Linked DNA regions of Homo sapiens: region 2 is linked to region 1. A link is a contact called in ENCODE Hi-C data. All regions are on one chromosome and are shown on one strand. Each heading gives the region's core, a stretch centred on a gene start or an enhancer-like site at or near the end of the contact. The rest is flanking DNA. Distances are from core to core; before and after follow the strand shown. Region 1 overlaps GCOM1 (GCOM1, MYZAP-POLR2M combined locus). Region 2 overlaps AQP9 (aquaporin 9).

Region 1 (4,635 bases), core at 1,421-3,920:
GTAACCTAGTGAGATGGGCACTGTTATCACCGTCATACCCGTCTCCCCCGTTTAAAGATGAATTTCCATGTGGCACAAGCAAGACTCAGGGAGGTTAAGTCACTTGCCCAAAACACTCAAATCATCTCAACCTTGTTTTCCTTCACTAGAGACCCCTGAATGGCCTCTCTGCATTTTGATTTCTAGAACAGACAGCGTACTATTCCGTGTTTTTCATGTAGGGCTTTATATACTCACTGCCAGAGGATAATGCAAGGTTTTACTAAGCAAAGTTTGGAAACAAAGAAAGATGTTTTAAATTGGTTTCCAAAGCAAGTGGTATTAGTCACAGCTGATGAGTTTTCTCATCAACAAGGTGTATCCTGTGGAGTTCAAGGCCATGGAGAACATTAATAGACCAAACTTTTGCACTTGTGAAAGTATTTGATGTGTTCCACTACACTAACAACCAGCCATGATCTGCAGGATGTGGCTGGAGGCTTCCAAAGAAACTTGTTCCATATTGGAAACTCTCAGCCCAATGTTATGTATGCTTAAGTCTGTAATAAGGTACAACCACACAAATGAAAATGTAAGGGTCAAATGAGGTCATAAAAACACAGCGTGTCCACAACCTAAATCCATTACAAGACGAAAGGCATTACGTCTTACCTTTCCTTGTCAGAATCAGTTAACTCCCCAGACATTTCTGTTTCATGTTCTAGGAGTTGAAGTTGCAGTTGATGACGTTCCTAAAACAAACAGAAACTGATATTTTAATCAATGGATCCCAAGTTTGACAGAGAATGTCTATTTAGCAATTCTAGCACTAGGGAGTCCAAGTCTATATGACACCCCCTGGGTTTTACACACCTGCTCAGCAAAGCCCAAACAAGGCTCAAAACTGCCAAGTCTGTTGTTGTGTATTTATAGATATATTTATGGGTCAGAGACAAAACATCCTAAATAAAACCATTCAAGATTCATTTTCCAAAGTATTCCATCAGCCCAGGATCAGTGAAAATTTATAGCCCCAAATACTGATTATCAATACTTTAAACTGGTGGCTTGTGATACTGCAAAATTCTTTATTATTTTCTGAATCATCAAGAAAAGAGGCTCTGGGATTCTGGCAATATCCTATATTCTAACTTGTGGTGTTTACACAGGTGTATTCACTTGTAAAAATATGTTGTGGTCAGATTCATGGCCCTCCAAAGATGTCCATGTCCTGATTCCTGAATCCTATGTGTTATCTTACATGGAGAAAGGAATTCTGCAGATGTGATTAAGTTAAAGATCTTAAAATGGGGAGATCCTGGGTTATCCAGTTGGGCCCTTCTAAGGAGGAGGAGGCAGCAGGGTTAGAATCAGAGAGAAGGAGCCTGGAAGATGCTCTGCTACTGCCTCTGAAGCTGCAGGAGGGGGCCACAAGTTGAGGAGTACAGGTGGCCTCCAGAAGTTAGAGAAGGCAGGGAAATGCATTCCCTTCTAGAGCTTCCAAAAGGAATCCAGCTCTGCCAACACCTGGATTTTAGCACTTCTGACCTCTAGGAATGGAACATAATACATTTGTGTTGTTTTAAGCCACTAACCTTGTGGAAATTTGCTATGGTAGCAATAGGAAACATACGCGCACTAAGCCGTGCACTTTGTACACTTTGCTATATATATGTATATTTAGAAGTTTGCCCAAAAAAGAGTCTGGAATCATTTCTTTGGACAAAGCTGAAAAATGTTCATAAAAACATGGTGCCTGTCATAACCGAAATTGTGCTAAAAATACATTACAGATGTTAGTGTAACAAATTTCCTTAAAATGCAAGTTTATCAAATAACGCTCACTAATTGGGAGATTATTTTACTTTAGGTCCTTCTCTAAGAACTAATGTTCCTCATCTTTATGTTCGGAAATTCCACCCAGCAAACTCTTACTAGCTACATAGATTCCAAACCTCTTTTCTACCAAATTATTAAAAGCAAATCTTTGAAAATTTAACTGCCACAACTTCTGAAGCTATAAGCAGTGGTATACCAAGAGGTAGGCCAAAGGGGTGGGGAAGCAGTCCACCTTAAGCAGGAAGAATATATTATCTCTGAAATATTTAAAATAACAAAGGTAGATCAACTTTGACTGGGGTTTTGTTACTGTTTTTAAATCTCTACAGCAAATGCACATTCTTATGGCCTGGCCTGAGCAGAACATTCCTCCTGCCCCTATGTGGTTGGAAGTTTTACATTAGCCCCGAAATAACAGTGATAAAAGCTTTCACAAGTGAATGCCTCCCTCCAAAAAGAAAAAAAAAACAAAAAACAAGAAAGAAAAAGGCTGTCATAAAGTAGAGCAAGGTCTAACTTACAGCACACTTTTAAAATTTGTTTTAAATTGAGGTACAATAAATCTTAAGTGTACACTGCACAATTATTTCTTACATTTGTAAACACCTGTGAAACCACTGCCCAGATTATGGCATAGACTATTATCTGTTCCCCAGAAGGGTCCCTGGTAGAGAACACTCCTTAAAAGATTTTTACTGATCAGAAAAAAAGGTGTTTGAAATACAGTGCTCAGCAAGAGAAACAGTAAACTAAGGCATATGGCAGAGAAGCCATTCAAAAGCACATGGTTTGTCCTTGAGCAAAATCCAAAACTGAGAGCAGGATACGTACACTGCCACAGCCCTGCCTAGGACATGCCGTTCACGTAGTGTGAGACAGCGATTTGGCCAGATTCCTGCTCTCACAGATTTATCCCTGAAAAGGAAACAGTGTAAATTGGCCTACCTAATGTTAGTTCAATAAATAGAGCATTTCTCTAGCCTAAATGGAAAGGAAGATTTAGAGAAAGGACAATACATTTCCAATCACTAAAGAAGAAGCCAACACCACTTGGGGAAGGTTTTGTGTTTCCTAAATGCTGGCAGGGAGGGCTGGCCTTACCAGCTTCCTGGCTCTACCCATTCATCCCACATGAGGGCTCCATGTGAAAATCAGTGGGGAAAGACAAGAAACTTTCAGAACCTCAAGACAGCAATGAAGATAAGCATAAAATGGGTCGTGCTAAAGACAACCTGACTCTGAGGGTAGACATTTAGGCAACCTCGTAACAGAGTAAAAATCATAGCCACAAATGATCGAACCCTTACTATATACGAGGAACCATGCTTAGCACTTGGCGTGGATTTTTCTCATTTATTGCTCACAAAAGCCCTAAGAATAAGAAGTACCATTATCAGCATTTTACAGAAGTGGAGACTGAGTTAGGAAAAACCAAGTAAGTGCAAACAACTACAAAGAGACACAAGATTCAAATCCCCAGACTGTCTGATTCTAAAGCCTATGTTCATGACCACTACCTGTGGTTTCTCTGTATGACGGCATCTCCCCCAGACCACCCTGCTATGCTGCCGGCTCACCTTGCTTCTTTACGCTGCAGAAAAACCTGCTGCCCAGAGAGAGAGCATCTGAGTTAACTGGGATCTTCTGCTGTTGTAGGAGGACAATAATGTGGGAGGAAGCTCACTCAAGCTCTAGAAAGCTCCCTTGTTGCCCAATCTTCACCACCACCCCCTCTGGTCAATACTAATGTTAGTCCTGACTAAGCCAATCACCTACTCTTCAATAAAAGATGGGATTCTGTTTTCCCAGGGGGTAGAAGGGAGATTGTAATTGACTCTTTAGTTTGCCCAAGTCTCTCCCAAGTAAAAAGCTAAAGAGCTAAAACGAAGCACCCAGTGAGCTCTGAAGCTCCACAGAACTGAATTTCATGCAGTTCCCATAGTGGCGACACCTCGCCTTATGAGGGGACAGTACAGGGGCTTATGCTGCAAACACCATTAGCTAAGGCGACCTCTTCTCAGCATCACATGAAGCCTGACAGTGACCTTGCTCTTGCTGCCCCACCTCTGCCTCCATCATCAGATTGGAGATTCTTGGCATCCCGAATGAGTCACAGGGTGCTAATAATGTCAGGGTCTTGGCAGGTCACTGCTCTCTGCAAACTCATATGCAGCCAGGGAGCCATTCCCAGAAACCAGCCACAGACTTGGCCCTGAACTCCTGGGTCCAGAAGTCAGCCGTCACCTGCTAAAGGTCACCCATCCTTTCTCTTCCTTCTCTTCCTTCTTTTCCTCTTTCCTTTCTCCCACCACTTCCTCCCCTTCCTCCACTTCCTACTTAATTCCTGGCCTCTTCCCTTTCACTAGACAGGCTTCATTATCCCAGCTGAGCTCCCGCCTTCCTCAGGTTCCCCCACCACACTCACCAGCCTGCTTACAACACCTAGAGAAATGGGGCCTCCCTACTCTCTCAAGTCCCCAGCGTGTCAAGGAAAAGCCAACCCTTGAGACACATGCCCCAGAAACAACAGGGCTGCTGTGTTGATGTAACACCTAAATAGGGCTTGATAATTCAATGGATAAACTAAGTTCACACCTGGGGCACCAGCAAAGCAAGGCTGCTAAAATATTAATTTTTCTAAAGAATTTCACAAGTAATATTTTTTAAAAGCATCAAAATAGTTATCATGGGAAAAATGAGAACGTTGTTGGACTTCCTTATACTTTATTTTATAGCTTTGTCTTTTTTTTTTTAATTGCAAATTTTGGAGGTGAGAGGAATCCATATCCAGGGCCTCTCGTATCTCAGATGGACCTA
Region 2 (5,233 bases), core at 1,940-4,439, 540 kb before region 1:
GGGAGGCACATGGAGGGTGGCTGCCTCTCCCGTTTGGCTGTAAAGACTTGAAGTCTTCTCTAGAGGTCAAAACATGAAGGGAGTATAAGCTACCTGTTGGGTCCATCATTTCCTTTTATGGCAAATTTCTTCCTGTCATTTAGCAGATGAAGGTCCAAGATATCAGCCAGGGTACACGTCCTCTTCACTGGCTGGATGCTTTTTATTTTATCAGATTGGACATGTTGTATCAGGTTCACAAGTCACAAATGGAGGCGCTCAGATGTGGTTACCTGCCTAGCCTAGTCCTATATGCACACAAATAGTGATCATTTGCACACTATGATTCGGGAGATGCCAGGAACATGTGTATGTTAACTGTCTAAAGGACCATCTTTAGGGATTCAATACTTTGGGCCAACTATTTGAAAAATTTAATAATACTCCTGAGAGCTTTCACTGATTAAGTCATTAACAATGTGAATAAGTGGAGAGAAATTTGATGGGAAACATCTTAACATTTAAAGGAAAAACCAAGAGTCTTTGGCCAGGGTCTGTTGACTCTTGCCCTCATCAAACCCTCTGGCATCTCGCTGTACCTGCCATCATTCCACTGCTTGCCGTTCAGGAGTACATGGGGACCTGGGAACAAGGTAGCCTTGTTTTTTTTCTAAGACCTTAGGTGTAGGTCCAAGCTAGGATATCTACTGAGGGATTTCCCTTGAATATAGAACTCTGAGGAAATGAGACACTCTAAGAACACTTTGGAAGCCTGTTGTCCCTCAAAGGTTTTGGGGAGAAATTTTTGGTTGAGGATTACCAGCCAACCCTGCTCTTTCCTAATGGGTTTCTACTTCCCCACTCTCTCCTTTTTCAATCAGTCTTATAGGATGATGCCAGATTAATTTTGCTAAATTGACATTCTAAACCTGCCAAACTTCTGCCCCAAATACTTTGCTACTCCCTATAACCTACAAAACAGGGAGCAGAAGAAAAGCCAAAATTCTCATTCTGGGAGTCCAGGTCCTCTATGATCTGACAACGGCCCTTTCCAACTTTCTTTCTGCACCCTTCCAGCTAGACTAGATCACTTGTGATTTTAACATTGTGTCTTTGAATAACGGTTCTCTCTGCCTGAGATAACCCCTCTGTTGCTTGTTTAAGCATATCCAAATACTATAAATGTTCCCACTTCCACTCCCATAATTCTTAAATTTGGAGCTGTAGACCTCTAAACTCCTGGAGTTAATTAGTCAAATCTCTTTAATGGCACTTGACTGCTTCAACCTTGTGTAAGAGCTTCTGGAATAACCTCTTAAGTAGAATATAAACACAACAGTGAAGGACAGAAACTAGGTCTTATCATCTTTAGTGGAGAGCCTTGAGTAAGATATCAAGTAGCTGCATGAATGAATAAATGACTCCATGGAAGGGAAAAGATCCTGATGCTAGCTAAGGACATGGGACATTAGGTGATTCCAACATTTTCCTTCACGTGAGTTCTCCTAACATATACTTAACAGAGCAAAGGGACATTGGGCAAGATCTCCATCTGTTTTGGAACCACCATGTCTCTTTGACTTTTGAATGAATCACCAAGGAGGTCTCAAAGGGGGTGGAAGAAGAGCTTGGTCTCCAAGACTGAGACTCTGGATGGTGGAATTAAGGGAAACTCATGGGCGAATTCTGGGCTCTGGGAATAAGGAGATCCTTAGGACATATGTTTTTGATGCTCCATTGGAAAGATACAAGAGATCCATCCTAGTTGCGGACATTTTCGTGTTCTAGTTGTGATCATTCTAGGAGAGAATTTCTCAACCACAAACCTATTAACATTTTGGACTGAATAATTCTTTGTTGTGGGAGGTGTGCCGTGTGCATTGTAGGATGCTTAACAGCATTCCTGGCGTCTACCCATTAGATGCCAGTAGCAGCCCCTTCCCTCAGGTCCAGCCGTGACAACCAAAAATGCCCTGGGGAACAGTTGCCCACCTCTGGTTGAGAACTGCTGTTCTAGGAAATTTATTGGATTGTCAATTTCTTGAGGACAGGGAATGTTGACTGAGTTGCTTTGCATCCTTCAACTCCTAGGAAGTGTCCGTCACATAGAATTCATTCATTCTTTTATTCAATACCTTTTTATTGAGCCTTTCTATGAGCTACACCCTGTTCTAGGCACTGTGGATATACCAGGGGAAAAGGCTGTCAAGGTACTCATGGCACTTACACTCTAGATGCTCTGAGTGCTATCTGTGGTGGTGATCTCAATGGTACCAGTTATTTTAACTTATTTTTCACCCTGGTGAAATGCAGGCCAAACCCTGATGACTCTATGTCTAGGTCATCATTTGGGAACACTCACGTCCTTTGTTCTCACAGGAAACATTAAAGTAGAATTTGCTCACACATGTTTTTCCTACTTTTCTCCATGGTAGAGCCCTGTTTCCTGATGAACCAAAGTGAGCTCCTTCCCCATAGGAAGTTGCCATGGGTGGATGAGGATGCGCCTCTGTGACTGCATGCAGGGAAACCAGGAAGTAGTGAAGGGGCAAATTTTGTCCTAGAAGATAGGTACCAACAGTTGGCGTATTTCCTCAGCACATTCTGAAGTAGAAAGTGTGGAGTCTTGCCATTTCTGGGGCAGAGGCTCAATCTTACGTCTGTCCTGTCCGGAAGTTCTTACTCATATCTCCAGAACCAAGTCAGCTCTCACATTTGCAGTCATGTCTTTCCCTGCTTCCCTGGCAGTTACTCACACGTTATCTGTGTTCCTGCAGCACTTTTAGGGGTTGCCAGAGCACTTATTATATCGCTCAAGGTGAGTGCTTTTGCTGATTTGAAATTTCCTTGCTTAGCACAGTGACTAAAGCACAGATAATGCCCAACAAATATCTGTGGAATAAGTGCAGCATAGGTTGCGTGGTTCACGAGGAAGAGCCCTGTAGTGGCATCATAGGATGCAAATTGTAGCCCAACTTTGTCACAAAATGAATCTGCAGACAAGTTATACAGCTAAAATGTTCACATAAAATCATATAGCAATTGAGGGATTATTATTATGTGGGACAGTTTTATCTCTATTGAATTTACCTAGAGCCGCCTCTCTTTCTCTGTCTCTCTCTCTCTTTCACACACACACACACACACACACACACATCATACCACAAAATACCAGTGAAATGTCTCATGCTTATGACCAGAGTGTGCAGTTAACGTTGGCGCTGTCATCTGAACTTCCCTGGATCTCCATGTCAAAGCCCCGCCCCACTGGTGAGGCGCAGCATGACTCTGTCTCTCTCTTCCCCACCACTGTTACTTACCTGAAGACTTCAAACCCCCAGCCTGCCAAGGCAGTGAAAAGTCTGGGACTCAGGTCTCGAGCTGGGTTCATGGCACAGCCACTGTTCAGTCCCAGGGAGGAAGCAATGACAATAATCAGGAGGCCGATGGCAATGGGCTCTAGGCCTCTGGGGGCTCCCAAGTTTCTGGAGTCAAAGATGGCAAAGACGATTATGAGGAGTATCATGGTGGCCACCACCTGGAGAGGGAGAAGTTGAGCCAGGGCTTTAGCCTGCATTCTGCTCACCTGCATGTCTCAAAATCATCCCTTCTTACTATTTTACAATATTACAATATTACTATTTTACTTATATTACAATATGCCTAGTAATAACTGGCATGTACTGGGTGAATAATTGTGCCAGTCTCTCTTCTTTCTACAGCAATTCTAGAGGAGAAGCCAATATAATTCTCATTTACAGATTGGTTACCCTGCCCACTTAGTAGGTGGCAGTCAGGTTTGGATCCAGAGAGTTTGGCTCCAGAGACTGTTATCTTAATACCACACTATCCTGCTAAGCTACTACTCAGCTAAGTAGAACGGCAAGCTGCAGGCTGGAAAAATGAATGAAAGGCTTGTTCAAATTGGTGAGAAAAGCAATGTGAGATATCAATAGATGAGTGTGCAAAGGAAGTGAACAGAAAATTCAAAAAAGGAAAACAGAATTAGGAAAGCAGTGGTAAAAACTCATTAGTAATAAAATAAATCCAAACAATATCAAATGTTAGGAAAAAGATACCCGTTATTTCAGGCTTTTCTAATAGATCTAAACAAGTACTATGCTTTTAAAAGGAAATTCAGCAATAATTTAGCAATATGCATTCAAAAACATAAATTTATTTATACAATTTGATGCTGCTGGATGTTTGAGAATTACACAATGGAAATAATCTAAAACGTGGAAAAATCATTTTAAAATGTCCACTTTAGCAAAATTTATAGTACTGAAAAACTGGAAGCTTTTACTCTTTTTTTAGTCTACTGTATAGCCATTAAAAACTATAAACATAAAAGCTATGTAGTAATATTTAAAAATACTTATAACATTAAGTGAAAAAAATTTGTATTTTTTTGTTTGTGTTTGTGTTTTGTTTTGTGTTTTATACAGCTGTCCCTTGGTGTCTGTGGGGGATTGGTTCCAGGACTTCCTGCAAGTACCAAAAATCCATGGATGTTCAAGTCCCCAATATAAAATTGTGTATTATTTGTATATAACCTATGCACATCCTCCTGTATACTTTAAATCATCTCTAGATTATTATAATATCTGATATAATGTGAATACGGTATTGTTTAGGGAATAATGACAAGAAAAAAGTCTGTACATGTCCAATACAAATGCAATTTAAAAATATTTTTGATCCATGGTTGGTTGAATCCATGGATGCAGAATTCATGGATATGTAGGGTTGACTCTACTTAAAAACATACGTAAAAGAAAAATTTTAAGACAATAAACAAAAATGATAATAGGTATTTGAATTGGCCAATTATAGCTGGTTTCTATGTTATTAGTTTTCCAAACTACTGTTTTACTTTAACAGTTAAATGATAGCTATTATTTATTGAACATTTATTATGTGCCAGGTACTTCATATGCTTTATCTCATTAAAACTTCACAGTAATGCTGTGAGGTAAATCCTGCTATTATTCTCAGTTTATAGATAAGAAAACTCGAGTAAAACAAGGTTAAGACACTTGTCCAATGTCAAACTTGTAAGCAGAAGAATCAGGATGGGAACCAGGCAACTGATTTTAAAGTTTAAGTTCATTATCATTTCATCTGCTTTCCAAAATAATAATGTTAAAATAATTTTTAATTAATATTAAAAGACACATGTTCCCCCAAGAGCACTCTTCTCTGGAATGCCTTCTCCAACTCTCTCTTGCAGAGTAAAAGCTCCCTCCTCTGG

What was found. A loop is a pair of places that touch in the nucleus more often than their neighbours do. Pooled maps may share reads with other maps.
Region 2: a pooled map shows a loop between it and region 1 (2.2-fold over the local background). The contact joins two enhancer-like sites. A Hi-C loop is called at or near these places in 2 of 168 maps with a recorded cell type or tissue (HCT116 and mammary epithelial cell), 1 of 37 single-sample maps with no recorded cell type and 5 of 50 pooled maps.

The regions. Positions count from the first base shown.
Region 1 is chr15:57,633,791-57,638,425 of GRCh38, reverse strand. GCOM1 (GCOM1, MYZAP-POLR2M combined locus) reads right to left here. Exons shown (of 17, transcript NR_104371.3): 9 at 652-731. MYZAP (myocardial zonula adherens protein) reads right to left here. Exons shown (of 13, transcript NM_001018100.5): 9 at 652-731. Among named protein-coding and RNA genes, the nearest start is that of MYZAP, 44 kb to the right of the region's middle. Within about 2 kb of position 2,670, at least 13 of the 41 ENCODE cell types and tissues checked have a DNase peak (open chromatin) inside an H3K27ac peak, as active enhancers do.
Region 2 is chr15:58,177,412-58,182,644 of GRCh38, reverse strand. It overlaps AQP9 (aquaporin 9), which reads right to left. Exons shown (of 6, transcript NM_020980.5): 5 at 3,300-3,517. Among named protein-coding and RNA genes, the nearest start is that of AQP9, 42 kb to the right of the region's middle. Within about 2 kb of position 3,189, at least 3 of the 41 ENCODE cell types and tissues checked have a DNase peak (open chromatin) inside an H3K27ac peak, as active enhancers do.